Regions from separate parts of the Homo sapiens genome. Here region 2 is linked to region 1. A link is a contact called in ENCODE Hi-C or POLR2A ChIA-PET data. All regions are on one chromosome and are shown on one strand. The core of a region is the stretch at or near the end of the contact, and the rest is flanking DNA. Distances in the headings are between cores, read along the strand shown.

Region 1 (7,348 bases), core at 3,106-5,605:
ATCCCTCCATTCTTCACCACCGTAGACACACAGACACACACACACGTGCATGTGCATCTTCAAAATACTTCCAAATGGCACAGCCCAAGCACAAGCTAACCAGTACTGATGCTGTGCTCAGTACTGGAACAGGGTCCTAGAGGCCCCCTGATATGCCCAGGTGCTAAGTTTACTTGCCAGGCTATGGGGAGGTCCAAGGAGGATCCCAGGGGAGCAGCTGGGACTGTGGGAAGAGCTGCCTCAGGAGAGAGCTGCAGCTATTTTCCAGCAGGCACAGAAGCACTGCTGGAGTGTTCTGGAAGAATGTCTGACTACACTGAGATGCAAATACAAATCCGATGACCATCTATAAAAGGGTACACAGATGAGATAGACAGAGTTCCGGCACAGCCCCCACCCTATGCCTCTGCCTGTTATTCTAAACTCTGCCCAGACAGAGGCAAATATTCCAGTGACCCTGGCCATCAGCAGATGCTATACTCCGGCTCCCTGAGAGCAAGCCCTATGCTGTTTCCTTCTGTGACTCAAACAGTGAGTTAAAGGCACACTTGTAGCAAGGTAATACGTTGAGGTTTGAAGTGCCTGTTTCTCCCACTTTGCACTTCATTGAATTCTGTCACTTGTACCCTGAGGCTCCTCCCCCCAGACCATGCAGCTAGACGTGAGTCATCCACTGCCTTAGGGAGAAAGTTGTCAAGGTATTAGTGAGGAACAAAGCCAGTGAATTCTGACTTCTCAGTTCTGAAAGCTTCTGTCTCGTCTTTCTCCCTATCAGGCCCCAAAAGCTGAGCTCCAGGATGACAGAGAGAATGGATGAAGAAGCAGATAAGGCCCCCTTTTTGCTCCATGATTCACCCCTCTGATCTCCATACTCTGAATTAGCCCCACCTTTCACCTCTTTTAACCAGAAAAGCCAAAAGCACTCCTGTACATCTGCCAACAACTGCCAATCCTGGAAAGAGGCTGAGTCCAAATCCCAATTGGGCTTAACTGGGGCATATAAATAAGGCTTTTCACATGCTCCAAACAACTCCCCTTTCCCTCACACCATGACTGAGAAGTCCTGTTTCAGAGAGTGGTTCTCAAAGGGTGTGGCCCAGACTAGCAGCGTCAGCATCACCTGGGAACTCATTAGAAATGCATGATCTCCTAATGTTATTCCTCCCACCTAATGTAAATGACGAGTTAGTGGGTGCAGCACACCAACATGGCACATGTATACATAGGTAACAAACCTGCACATTGTGCACACGTACCCTAGAACTTAAAGTATAATAACAAACAAAAAAAAAGAAATGCATGATCTCAGGCCCTGCTCAGACCTGCTGAATTGAGGATGGAACCCAGCAACCTGTATTTTAACACACTTTCCAGATGACTCTGATGTGACACTCATGTATGAAAACCACTGCTTTTGACCAGTGTTGTTGAAGCCAGCCTCACCAGGGTAGGAAGAATTCTGGACAGAAATATAGTTACAATTCAGCATTAATCAGGCTAACTTTGACCCACTTCCTTGCAACTAAAAGTCAGGTAACACTGGATACTGACCATTTGCAACCTCGTTGTTCCTACAGATAGGATTTCTGACATTAGAATCATAGGCTTTTGTTTAAGAGTTGCTTAAACAGATCCTGAATTCCAGCAGAATAGCTGATGCCAACCAGTTTAAAGACCCCAAACAGAGGAACTGAATCAGCAAGAGAACACAGCTTCTTTATCTCCCTGTCCCATGACTCCATCCTGCTCTTTTCCACCAATCAACAATCTCCACACTTCAGCCCACTGCAAAACCCTTAAAAATCCTAGCCCCAGACTCCTCTGGGAGATGGATTTGAGGTTTCCTCCTGTCTCTTCCCTACAATTAAACCTGTTTCTCTGCTGCAACTCAGTGGCTTAGTGTATTGACTTGCTGCATGCATTGGGCAGTGAACCTATTACAGTTACACTGTCCAATAGAACTTTCTAAAATAATGGAAGTGTTTGATGTCCAGTATAGTAACCACTAGCCACATGAGGCCACTGAATACCTGAAATGTGGCTATTGTGTTGGAAAAATTGAGTTTTGCATTTTATTTAATTTTCTTTAATTAAATTTTTTTTTTTTTTTTTTGAGATAGGGTCTTGTTCTGTCACCCAGGCTAGAGTGCGTGGTGCAATCATGACTCACTGTAGTCTCAACCTCTTGGGCTCATGTGAGCCTTCTGCCTCAGCCTCCCGAGTAGCTGGGACTATAGGCATATCCCACCACATTTGGCTAACTTTATTTTTTGTAGAGGCAAGTTTTTGCTATGTTGCTCAGATTGGTCTCAAACTCCTGGCCTCAAGCAATCCTTCCACCTTGGCCTCCCAAAGTTTTGGGATTACAGGTGTGAGCCACCAGGCCAAGCTCGTTAATTTAAATTTAAACAGCCCCACGTGGCTAGTGGCTGCCATATTGCACAAAGCAGCTTAGACCGTTGCATCAGCCTCCTTACAGATTTCCCTCCCCTCCTCGTCTCCTTTCAGGTCACCCTATAAGCTTCAGACAAATTAATCTTCCCAGAACGCAGATCTTATCATGTCATTCCTACTCTCAGAACATCCTCACTGACTCACTGTTGCCTACTGATTTTAAATACATGTTCTTTTTGTTCTTTTTTAGTAAGCCAAAATGTTTTATTCCAAAATATGATAGAAAATAGATTAAATAATAATAGTTGACGGTGAATGAGCTCTTACTATATGAGCCAAGCACTATTCTAAGGACTGCACATGAATTATCTCATTGAATCCTTACAAGAACCTTATGATGTGAGTGTTACTGTTTTCCCCATTTTACTGATGTGGAACCTGACAGCTGAGGGGGTTGAGTGACTTGTCCAAGGTATACAGAGAGCTGATAACAGTAGAGCGGGATTTGAACCCTCTCTGTCTTCCTCCCAAGGCTGCACTCTTAGGCACGACATCACAGTGCCTCGGAAGATCCATCTGGGTCAGATTATTTTTCCCTCTTAGGGTGCCCCTTATGAAATCCATAACCATGGTCACACATTCTATGGCAGTAGCTTCGAGGTGTGTCTTAAACACATCACTTGCTCTTCTTTTTTTTTTTTTGAGATGGAGTCTTGCTCTGTCACCCAGACTGAAGTGCAGTGGCATGATCTCGGCTCACTGCAAGCTCCACCTCCTGAGTTCATGCCATTCTCCTGCCTCAGCCTCCCCAGCAGCTGGTACTACAGGCGCCCGCCACCAACCACGCCCGGCTAATATTTTTGTATCGGGGTTTCACCATGTTAGCCAGGATGGTCTCGATCTCCTGACCTCGTGATCCGCCTGCCTCGGCCTCCCAAAGTGTTGGGATTACAGGCGTGAGCCACCACGCCCGGCCATCACTTGCTCTTCTATAGAGAACAAGCAAAAGCTATCATCAGCTGTCTTGGACTCCTTCTGGAAAAGATCAACATATTTACCCCCAAAATAGCATCTTTCCATCTCAGAAGGAATACTGGACACATTTTAGGTAAAGTCAGCACATCGTTTATCGAGGTGTTAAAAACATGGCTTAGGGGCTAGGGGATGAATATTGAACTTTAGACTGAGACATTTAAAAAACCGGCCAGGCGCAATGGCTCACACCTGTAATCCCAGCAATTTGAGAGGTCAAGGAGGGAGGATCACTTGAGGCCAGGAATTTGAGATTAGCCTGGGCAACATAGCAAGACTTTGTCTCTACAAAAACAATTTTCACGATTAGCCAGACATGGTGGCATGCGCCTGTAGTCCCAGTAACTCAAGGGGCTGAGGCGGGAGGATCACTTGAGCCCAGGAGTCTGAGGCTGCAATGAGCCAACATTGTACCACCGTACTCCAGCCTGGGAGACAGAGCAAGATCCTGTTTCTAAGAAATAAATAAAAATGGCAAAAATGTTTAAGGCAGGTAGGATTCAAACAGGTGGGCAATGGGAGGCCATCTTTAGGAGAGGTTCTTACAAATACAACAGTTCTAATCCTGACCTTAATCACAGGGCTGATAGTCAAAATATTTAGCAAGCGGTTTATCCATCAGATTGGAGACAGCCAAAGCCCTGGGGTAGATGTGAAGGCTCCCACTGAACTAGACATTCACCTTTTCATTATCAGATCACATCCAAGGGCTCTTGGAGAAGAAACTAACAAGGCCAGAGAGGCAGAGGACATCTGGTGGTATTTCTTAGTTGCCAGCTGGCATAGAGATATTTTGATGTTTTGATAATCATCTCTGATCAAGATGACTGAGCACTGCATAAATACTTCCTCTTTACAGTAAGGTATACTTGAGCTACTGAATAGTTTCATTTTTAAACAGCCTTAAAAAGAGAGAGAGAGTTAGGCCAGGTGCGTGGCGCACACATGTAATCCCAGTGCTTTGGGAGGCTGAGGCGGGTGGATCACCTCAGGTCAGGAGGTCGATATCAGCCTGGCCAACATGGTGAAACCCCGTCTCTACTAAAAATACAAAAATTAGCTCGGTCTGGTGGCACAGGCCTGTAATCCCAGCTACTTGGGAGGCTGAGGCAGGAGAATTGCTTGAACCCAGGAGGCAGAGGTTGCAGTGAGCAGAGATCATGCCATTGCACTCCAGCCTGGGTGACAAGAGGGAAACTCCATCTCAAAAAAAAAAGAGAGAGAGAGAGAAAGAGAGAGTTAAAGAAAGCAGATTGGCTGGTTGTGGTGGCTTACACCTGTAATCCCAACTCTTTGGGAAGCTGAGGTGGGAGGATCACTTGAGGCCAGGAGTTGGAGACCCCCATCTTTATAAAAAATAAAAATAATAATTATCTGAGCATGGTGGTGCATGCCTACAGTCCCAGCTACTTAGGAGGCTGATGTGGGAGGATTGCTTGAGCTCAGGAGTTCCAGGCTGCAGTGAGCTATGATCGTACCACTGCACTCCAGCCTGGGTGACAGAGAAACACCCTGTCTCAAAAAAATTAAAAACAAAAGCAGATTGATGGTTGCCAGGGGCTGGGAGAAGGCAGGGATGGGTAGTCACTGCTTAATCAGTATGGGGCTTTATTTTGGAATGATGGAAATGTTTTGGAACTAAATAGCAGTGGTGGTTGCACAACACTGTGCATGTACTAAATGCCGCTGAACTGTTCACTCTAAAACAGATCATTTTAAGTCATGTGAATTTCACCTCAGCAAATTTTTAAAAACAAAAGGCGGGGGTGGGGTGGGGGTTAAACTCTATCCAAATTGCAATCAGCCCATAAACAAGTAGCAAACTGAATTGGGCACCCTCATGATAATAATAACATCCTTGCTGAGATCCTGGAGCAGGGCCCAGTGATGCCGACGACCCCTCCAGAATGTGTCCACTGTGATCATTAACTCCACAAAGGCTTGGGCATGGTTACTGCAACTCAACGCCCTCTTCGGCCCCCACCATAACTTTCAGCCTTTCCTGCACCATCTCCTTATATGGTGTAGGCCAGACTCCAGCTAGCCTTGGCTGCCGGCTGTTCCCTGTAAGATCCTGCCTCCATAGGAGGAGACAGATGGGATCTAGTGTCCAGGACCACATCCCACAGCTACTGCCCAGAGACATGTGCAGAGCGGACAAGCCAGGCAGGTACTCACTCTCTTTACTACCCTAGGACCTTTACCCCCAATCACAAGTAGAACCACTGGCCCTGTTGAGTTGAGCTAGACTAGCATTCTCAATTCTGGATCCACATTAAAATTGGTGGAAATTGGAAGGTTGGACGGGCTCCTCTTATTCCTTTTCCCCAGTCCTGTTTGTCTTTTTTTTTTTTTTTTTTTTTTTTTTAGACAGGGTCTCACCATGTTACCCAGGCTAGTCTCAAACTCCTGAGCTCAAGCGATCCACCCGCCTTGGCCTCTCAAAGTGCTAGGATTACAGACGTCAGCCATCGTGCCCGGCCATGTTTTGTTTTCAAGGCAATGCAGAGAAGAGGTAGCTCAGGCTCCTCTTACCATACCAGATATGCAGAGTTCTGAGAGGTCTGAAGGCAGAGTAAGTCTCAAATGGAAAGCCAAGAGAGAATGCTTAGGGTATATCATGAAGACGAGGTCATTAAGCTCCTCCCCTATCTCTGAAAGCCCCAAGAGCAGCATCCAAGTCCTTAACTCACATCCTCACATCAGCCCTGGAGTGGAGGGGGGCTTTGAGCTCCCTCTTCAGGTCACAGTGTGTACTAACTACCCTTTGTCCAGATGGTTCCCTCCCTTGCCTTTGGCCCAAAGCTCATTCATCCTTCTAGTTAGATCTATAAGGCCACCTCTTCCCAGAAGCCTTTCCTGACTTCATCTGACCCATCACAGGATTTCTTCCTTTCTTATCTTCAGTGACACAGTATACTTTAGAGAGATATGTACTTGCTTTACTTGTTCTGCTATATTAAATAGAGCTCCTTAAGGGAAGGGACTATGACTTCCTAATTTTTCTGGCCAAGGGCTTGGCCTCAGGATCAAACAGACCTGAGTTTGAGTTCAAAGTGATACCACTTCCTGGCTGCGGAGGCTTGGAGGATTACTTAACCTCTCTGAGCCTCAGTTTCCTCATCTGTAATATGAGAATAGCAACAGTGTTCCCTCATAAGATGGCTGAGAGGGCTGAGGAGCTATATACTTCATGCTATTATATGCGTTGTAATGACTGCAACCTATTTTACACTCAACAACTCCTAGTCATTATTATTATTCTGTTCTATTAGGTGCCTGGGATACTATTTTCTATATATTTCATATATACTTAATAAATGATTTTTAAATGTCATTAAATTCCCTGGTTTCAAGGCCGGGCGCAACGGCTCATGCCTGTAATTCCAGCATTTTGGGAGGCTGAGGCAGGCGAATCACTTGAGGTCAGGAGTTTGAGACCAGCCTGGCCAAGATGGCAAAAATCCGTCGCTACTGAAAATACAAAGATTAGCCAAGAGTGATGGCACATGCCTGTAATCCCAGCTACTTGGGAGACTGAGGCACAAGAATCGCTTGAACCCAGGAGGCAGAGGTTGCAGTGAGCCAAGATCGTGCCACTGCACTCCAGCCTGGACGACAGAGCAAGACCTTGTCTCAAAAAAAAAAAAAAAAAAATCCCCTGGTTTCCTGCAAGATGAAAAGCTTACCATCACAGGGCCCCAATCCCAGTGTAAGTTAACGTCCCTTCCCTGGTTGCCCAGGACACCTTGCACTCGTGTCTGGCACAGCAGTCCTAACACTTTGCTGTAATTATCCATTTATTTGTCGTATTGACAGTGGTGACGCCATAGCCCAGCACAGTGTGAGCCACACACTGAAGGAAGGAAGGAATGGCCATGAATCACGTCATCTCGGGAGTACCCGTTGGGAATGGAGAAGA
Region 2 (7,348 bases), core at 1,610-4,109, 140 kb before region 1:
AATCCCATCTCTACTAAAAATACAAAAAATTAGCCAGGCGTGGTGTCAGGTGCCTGTAATCCCAGCTACTCGGGAGGCTGAGGCAGGAGAATCACTTAAACCCAGGAGGCAGAGGTTACAGTGAGCTGAGATGGCACCATTGCACTCCAGCCTGGGCAACAAAAGGGAAACTCCATCGCAAAAAAAAAAAAAAAAAAGTGAGTCTGTAGACTGAATTCAAACCCTGGCATTATGCTACCCACTATCTGTGCAACTCTGGGCAAGTTCCTTAAAGTTTCAGTTTCCTCTTTTGTAAAATGGGAGCAATTTTAATTCCTATCACACTGGGGTTGTGATATGAGGATAAAATGAGAGAATGCAAGTAACAGGTACTGAGTATGTGATCAACGCATCATGGCTCCAAGTATTATTTAGTTCCCATTTTCTACTACAAATCCCTACAGACAGACAGCGTATGTTTCCTATAATAGGGCATTTGCATGGTGTTTAAGTTTTAAATACTAAGGAAACAGTCTTGAATTTTTAAAAGACTCTTGTCAGACTTAAGGAAACCTATTTGTCATTCCAAGCTAAATTGTTTCTGCTGTTTTTGTTATCTTGGCTTCAGGTCTCAGAAAATGAGAACTCTCTGACATAGTATGAAGACCTGGGGTCTTTTCTGCTGGCCAGTGGAGGGAAGCTCCCACAGAAGGATGACCCCTCGGTAAACTCACTGTGGTTAGAATTGTTGTCCAGATTCATTCATTTGTTTATTCATTTTCTCATTCAAGACGGATTTACTGAGCACCCACTACATGCCAGGCTCTGTGCTAGTAGAAAATGATACAAAATCCATGCTTCATGGAACTTACATTTTACTGGGGAAGAGAAGCAACAAACGAGACTGTAACTGTAAATGTGAATATATGTTTTAGTGCCAGAGGGAGATAAGTGATGTGAAGAAAAATAAAGCCAAGGCCGGGCAGGGTAGCTCACGCCTATAATCCCAGCACTTTGAGAGGCCGAGGATGGTGGATCACTTGAGCTCAGGAATTCATGACCAGCCTGGGCAACATGGTGAAACCCCGTCTCTACCAAAAATACAAATATTAGCTGGGTGTGGTGGTGCACACCTGTGGTCCCAGCTACTCAGGAGGACTGTGGTGGGGGGATCACTTGAGCCCAGGAGGCAGAGGTTGCAGTGAGCGGAGATCAAGCCACTGCACTCCAGCCTGGGCGACAGAATGAGACTCTGTCTCAAAAAAAAAAAAAAGAAGAAGAAAGTCCAGGGGATGGAGTGAGAGTGATGCCATTTTCAGCTTGGAGGAAATGGCCTTTGAGCAAGACCTCAGTGAAGTGAGAGAGGGTGCCCTTTGGATGTCGGGAGGAAAGGCATGCTAGGCAGAGGGAGCAGCAAGTGCAAAGGCCCCAAGACAGAGCTCACCTGGCACAGTCACCAAGCAGCAATGAGGTCAGTATGGTATGGCCAGAGCAGAGTGACCAAGGGGCCACACAGCGGGCCACGAGCCAGAGCAGGGTCCTTGATGGCCATGTAAGGACAGTGGATTTTCATCTCAGCTAGATGAGAAACTGCTGGAGAATGTTGAGCCCTGAATGATATGATGACGTATGTTTTGTTTTTATAATATTTCATTGTTTTAGAGACATGGTCTTGCTCTGTTGCCCATGCTTGAGTCAGAGGCATGATCACAGCTCACTGCAGCCTCAAACTCCTGGGCTCAAGCAATCCTCCCACTTTAGCCTCATGAGTAGCTAGGACTACAGGTGTGCACCACCACGCAGGACTAATTTTTTTTTTTTTGTAGACACAGGGTGTGTGTGTGGGGTCTTGCTATGTTGCCCAGGCTGGTCTCGAACTCCTATCCTCAAGTGATCCTCCCACCTCAGCCTCCCAAAGTTCTGGAATTCCAGGTGTCAGCCACCAAGACTGGCCCTGATTTACATTTAAACAGGATCACTGGTGTGGTGTACAAGGATAGATTAAATGAGCGGGGGACAATAGTGGAAACAGTACAACCAGTGAGGAGGTGGTTATGATAATCCAGTTAAGAATGATGGGGGCTTGAAGGAAGGTGATTGGTGGAGGGATGGAAAGATGCATTCGGATGTGGGGTATATTCTGAATTCAGAGTTGACAAGATTTGCTGATGGATTGGGTGTGGGGTATGTGAGGAAGAGAGGCATTGTTGGTGACCCTGGCATTTTTGGCCTGAGCTATTTAGTAAGAGAGGAACACGAGGAGGAGATCCTATTTGAGGGGGGAAATTTAGTATTTGCTTTCCTTTTTGATAAGTTCAAAATTCCAGAGGACACGTCAAGGAGTCCCCTCAGCTGCAGTGTGGGGATTGCAGAGGTTTGGGGAGCTAGATTGGTGGCCGTGGCATCGGGGAGAGACTGCCGCAGTCATCCACAGGAGAGGAATGGTGGCTTAGGACTGTAGAAAGGGGAGGCAGAGCAGACAACAAAGAGGTGATGGTGGCAGGGACTGCTGGTATGGCATCCTGGTGTGACTATAAGGCAGACCCGTGCGTGTTTTTCTTTGGCCTGGGTGTTGGAACCCAAGCCAGCCAGTCTAGGAAGCACATTTGCTGAGACACAGAGCATCTTCAGGGACCATTTTTCTTTAAAAACCATCAATTTCCCATCCACACCAGAAGGCTGTTTCTTCGCCTGGGCCTCCCCAGAGGCTGTGATGGGAGACAGTGAAACAGCTTCTGGCAGCTCCACAACCTCCCCCTCCCTCTCCCCACTCCCTCCTGCCTCAGAGAACAATGAAATCTTTAAGTGAGATAGCACAGAGGAGACACAAGAACAGGGATTAACCAAGGGGGTGCGATACAGAGGGAGCGTGATTTCCCTGCTAATCAGCAGCTTACAGGGCTGGCAGATCACAGCCTCCCTGTTAAGTGTTTCTGTGTTTTTCAAATGGAGCTGTCACTGACCATTAGCTTCAGGAGCGCTCCCTAAATGGAGACGTCAGCCCTTGGGAGACACAGCCCAGATCAGTTTCCTGCCTGCTGTGTCCTTGAAGTATGGGCAGCTCAGTGGCTGGGATCTAATTAAAAACGCACCATGGATTGCACCTGCCTCTCTGGCTTGTCTTGGGTGAACACTTCAGCCTCACTCAGCTTAAAAAAAAAAAGAAAATCCGACTCCCTTGTCATCAGGGTACATCAATGGGGCTCCTGGAACAGGAATGGGGGCCAGAAACCAACTGGGTTATTTAAACCACAAGCACCTCTTTCAGGATTAAGGAGAGGAGTAAGAAGGTTGATTTGTTGAATTACGCTCCTGAATTTAAGAATCTAGACAGTTTGAAAAGCTTATCTGTGACCTGTTACACGTAAGCTCTTTTTCTTTTTCTCTTCTCTTTTAATTTCTGTTTCATTGAATTAATAACAGAGTCTTGCTGTTGAATGTGGAGTTGGCTTGGTCACCACTGCCACAGGGATCTCTTTTTTGTTTTGTTTTGTTTTGTTTTTTGAGACAAGGTCTTGCTCTCTTACCCAGGTTGGGGTGCAGTGGCGTGATCATAGCTCACTGCCACCTTGAATTCCAAGGCTCAAGGGATCCTCTTGCCTTGGCCTTGTGAGTAGCTTGGGACCACAGCTGCACACCACCATGGCCAGCTAAAGGGATCTTTTAAAGACGCTGACTGGAGTATGCCATTTCCCTGCTCTTATCTGCAATAGCTCCCCATTGCCCAAAGCCCACACTCCTTAGCATGGCTTAAGGGGCCATTTAGGACCTGTTCCTGGACACTTGGTCAATGGCCCCTTCCCTGCCTGTGTCCCCCACCCCCTGAGACACCCTCCAGCCATACTGAAGTATTTCCAGTTCCTAGAACACTCATGAACTCTTGGAGGTGACTCCAGGCCCTTGCACAGGCTGCCTCCTCTGCCAGGAACACTTGCCTTCCACTCCTTCTCCACTCATCCAGCTATCTCCTGTGCATCCTTTCTGTCTCCAGAGCAGTGTCACTTCCTCCACGAGGTTTTCCCTGACCTGTCCTCTATACTCCTGGATTTACCCCATCAAAATACAGGGTGTTCATCAAAGAATCGTCAGAGGAAAGAAAAATTGGGAATCTACTATGGGCCAATAGGGAAAACAGTTAAATAAATAATGATACATCTATTTGATGTATTACCATGCAAAACATTCTTAAAAATTAAAAGAAGATGTAGAAGAATATTAAATGACATAGTTATATAATTACTAACAGTGTGTACAATATCTTCCCATTCTATAAATTATATACACAAATGTATACGTAATATCTGTACACATTTTATACACAGGCTTATGGAGATTCGAAGAATTACAGATGGTTTTAATTTTTTCCTTTTCCCCTTTATGCTTGATTATATTTTAAAAATTTACATAACAATCAGGTATTGTTATTATTATTTTGTAATAAGAAAAGAAGCTGTGAAAGCTATTTTAAATGAGACAGCAATTATCATGGAAGAAATTGAAAAATAGAAATAAAGAGAATGGGAGTATTTGGGTAAATTGTTAAGGTTAGCCTGATGCTACTTTAACATGCTTCATCTTAGTAAAACACTCTAAGGCAGCAGGAGGATCGCTTGAGGCTAGGAGTGTGAGACCAGCCTGGGCAACATAGCAAGACCCTGTCTCTACAAAAATTTAAAACTTCTCAGGGCATGACGCCACATGCCTGTAGTCCCAGCTACTTGGAAGGCTGAAGTTGGAGGATTACTTGAGCCCAGGAGGTTTAGACTGCAGCAAGCTATGATCGTGCCTCTGCACTTCAGCCTGGGTGACAGAGTGAGACCCTGTCTCAAAACAAAATGAAGCAAAAAAACTCTAAAACAAGTGGCTGCTTTGACGTGTATTTTGGTGCTAAGGGATAATAAGGAAGGCTAATATTTGGCTGTTGTAGATCCTCTGCCGAGCAGCATGCTGGACTCTGGCGATACATAAGAGGGTACCTGTTCTTGTCCCCGTTGAGCTTAAGATCTAGCAGAGGACACAGATGCACACACAGGCCACTGCATGGGACCATGGGACAGGTGCTGCCATTGAGCACAGAGGAAAGGAACCCAAGAAGGGCCAGGAACTCTGTCTGGAGGGAGTGACATCTCACTTGAGTGGGACCTGCAAGAGAGACATTGCTTCTTTGGAGGAGGAAAGGAAAGAGCCTGGAGAAGAAATGGAGGTAAAAAGAGGGCATGGACAAGGTAAGATGGTGGAGGAGAGGATAAGGCTCCTCCCTGCTGTCTGTTGCCTAGCCGACTTTGATAACATGAGGCTAGTGGCTCAGGGGAGCTACCTGCCCAGCCTCCATCAAGACACCAGGACACCTTCAGGTTAACAAGACCAGAAGGTCACGATGAAAAGACATCCAAGCTACATAGCCTAGGCAAAAAGACAAGCGCATCTTTCTTTTTCACATGTGCACATCCAGTGAAATGCAGGGTCGTTCCTATGCCTTCCAGTTTCCCACAGCCGAATACAGGAGGGACCCACTCCAGGGAGAATCAGATGCTCAAAGCTGCATACATATTTGATCATTTTAAAAAGTCATTTGTGGTCTGGGTTTTGGCAGAAAAAAAGAGAGATTTAAGTCTCCTTTTTCTGCTAATAATGAAGGTCCCTTACAATCAGGGATCTTTTATCTCTTATGTTTATTTAGGGAGGAAGTCAGTAGGAGAGGGGTCTTTTGTGTTTGATACTAAGTCTGTTTTGTTTTGCTCTTGCTTTTCTTAATTTTCATTAAAAAATAACATCCAGTGTTTTGATTTCCTCCAGATCTCAGTTTAAATGGCACCCTGTCAGAGAAGCTGTTCCAGACCACCTTCAAATAAAGAGGATTCTCATTCTTCCCTCCTGTTATTCTCTGTCAAGATATCCTGTTCATTTCTTTAACAGAAATAAAATCTGGTATATCTCAGTCTATAATTATTAATACATGTTCATTCTCTGTTGATTGTCTATGTTCTCATCTAGACTGTAAGCCACATGAGAGCAAAATCACATCTGTTTTATTCACCACTGCGTTTCTAGAACCCAGGGATGAAAAAAAATCAAATGGACAAATAATAGTGTATGTTAAGCACTAACTATGAGCCAGATACTGTGTTAAGTGTTTTGCAAGCTTTACCTCCTTTAATCCCCCCAAAAGCTCTATGAAGTCCTTGCTGTGCAATGAGAAAATGGGTTTAGTTTAAGTATCTGACCACGATTTGATCCTAGATTTGACAAGAGATCCAGACTCTTCTATCAGTCTCCTACATTTATCGCAGAAACAAACAAGCTATTAAAAAGCACCAAGATGCCAGGCATGGTGGTGCCATGCCTATAATACCAGCACTTTGGGAGGCCCAGGTGGAAGGATCACTTGAGATCAGGAGTTTGAGACCAGCCTGGGCAACATAGAGAGAACCTGTCTCTACAAAGAATTTTTTAAAAATTGGCCAGGCATGGTGGTGCATGCCTGTGGTCCCAGCTGTTCAAGAGGCTGAGGCACGGGGAATCCCTTGAGCCCAGGAACTGGAGGCTGCAGTGAGCTATGACTGTTCCACTTCACTTCAGCCTGGGTAACAGAGTAAGACCCTGTCTCTAAAAAAAAAAAAAAAAAAAAAAGGAATTATAATAATAATTTTTTTTTTGAGATGAAGTCTCACTTTGTCGCCCAGGCTGGTGTGCAGTGGCACGATCTCGGCTCACTGCAACCTCCACCTCCCGGGTTCAAGCGATTCTCCTGCCTCAGCCTCCCAAGTAGCTGGGACTACAGGCACCCATCACCATGCCCAGCTAATTTTTGTATTTTTAGTAGAGACGGGGTTTCACTATGTTGGCTAGGCTGGTCTCGAACTCCTGACCTCGTGATCTGCACGCCTTGGCCTCCCAAAGTGCTAGGATTACAGGCATGAGCCTCTGTGCCTGGCCATAAAAAATTTTAAAACACACAAAAGAATCCTTCTTAATCCCGCCACCCCAAATCTCTGTATTATGTTAACATCTTGGTTTGTATCCTAGATGGCTGGATGAATAGATGAATGGATGTTTTTTAGTTTTTAGACAAAGGTGGAATCATGACTCTGTTCTTTTGCTTGCTTTTTAAAAGAAACTAGATGAAATACACTCTAAACATCTTCCCATGTCAACAGAATATCATTTTTTTTCTTATCTATTCTTCACCATTCATCCTAAACCCACATTGTTGGCTTCAAGTAAACTCACCCTCAAATAGTAATTATCCCTTCTATTTGCCTATCTTTTTATAGCTTTGATTCCCACAAGGCTGTGAGATAGGCAGGAAAAGGATTATCTCTACTTAACAGATAATTTTAAGAGTTAACAGTTTGTTCAGGGTCATATA

Evidence for each region. Hi-C counts contacts between places; a loop is a spot of excess contacts on that map. ChIA-PET counts read pairs that join two places held with the same protein, here RNA polymerase II (POLR2A). Pooled maps may share reads with other maps.
Region 2: a map of K562 shows a loop between it and region 1 (2.5-fold over the local background). The contact joins two enhancer-like sites. A Hi-C loop is called at or near these places in 1 of 168 maps with a recorded cell type or tissue (K562) and 7 of 50 pooled maps. POLR2A ChIA-PET finds 5 or more read pairs at or near these places in 2 of 52 experiments (GM12878 and activated CD4-positive, alpha-beta T cell).

What each region holds. Positions count from the first base shown.
Region 1 is chr16:24,069,883-24,077,230 of GRCh38, reverse strand. The region is part of intron 5 of PRKCB (protein kinase C beta); the gene reads right to left. Among named protein-coding and RNA genes, the nearest start is that of MIR1273H, 130 kb to the left of the region's middle. RefSeq lists enhancers at 91-903, 904-1,716. Within about 2 kb of position 4,355, at least 2 of the 41 ENCODE cell types and tissues checked have a DNase peak (open chromatin) inside an H3K27ac peak, as active enhancers do.
Region 2 is chr16:24,204,407-24,211,754 of GRCh38, reverse strand. The region is part of intron 16 of PRKCB (protein kinase C beta); the gene reads right to left. Among named protein-coding and RNA genes, the nearest start is that of MIR1273H, 5.0 kb to the right of the region's middle. RefSeq lists an enhancer at 2,611-3,170. Within about 2 kb of position 2,859, at least 2 of the 41 ENCODE cell types and tissues checked have a DNase peak (open chromatin) inside an H3K27ac peak, as active enhancers do.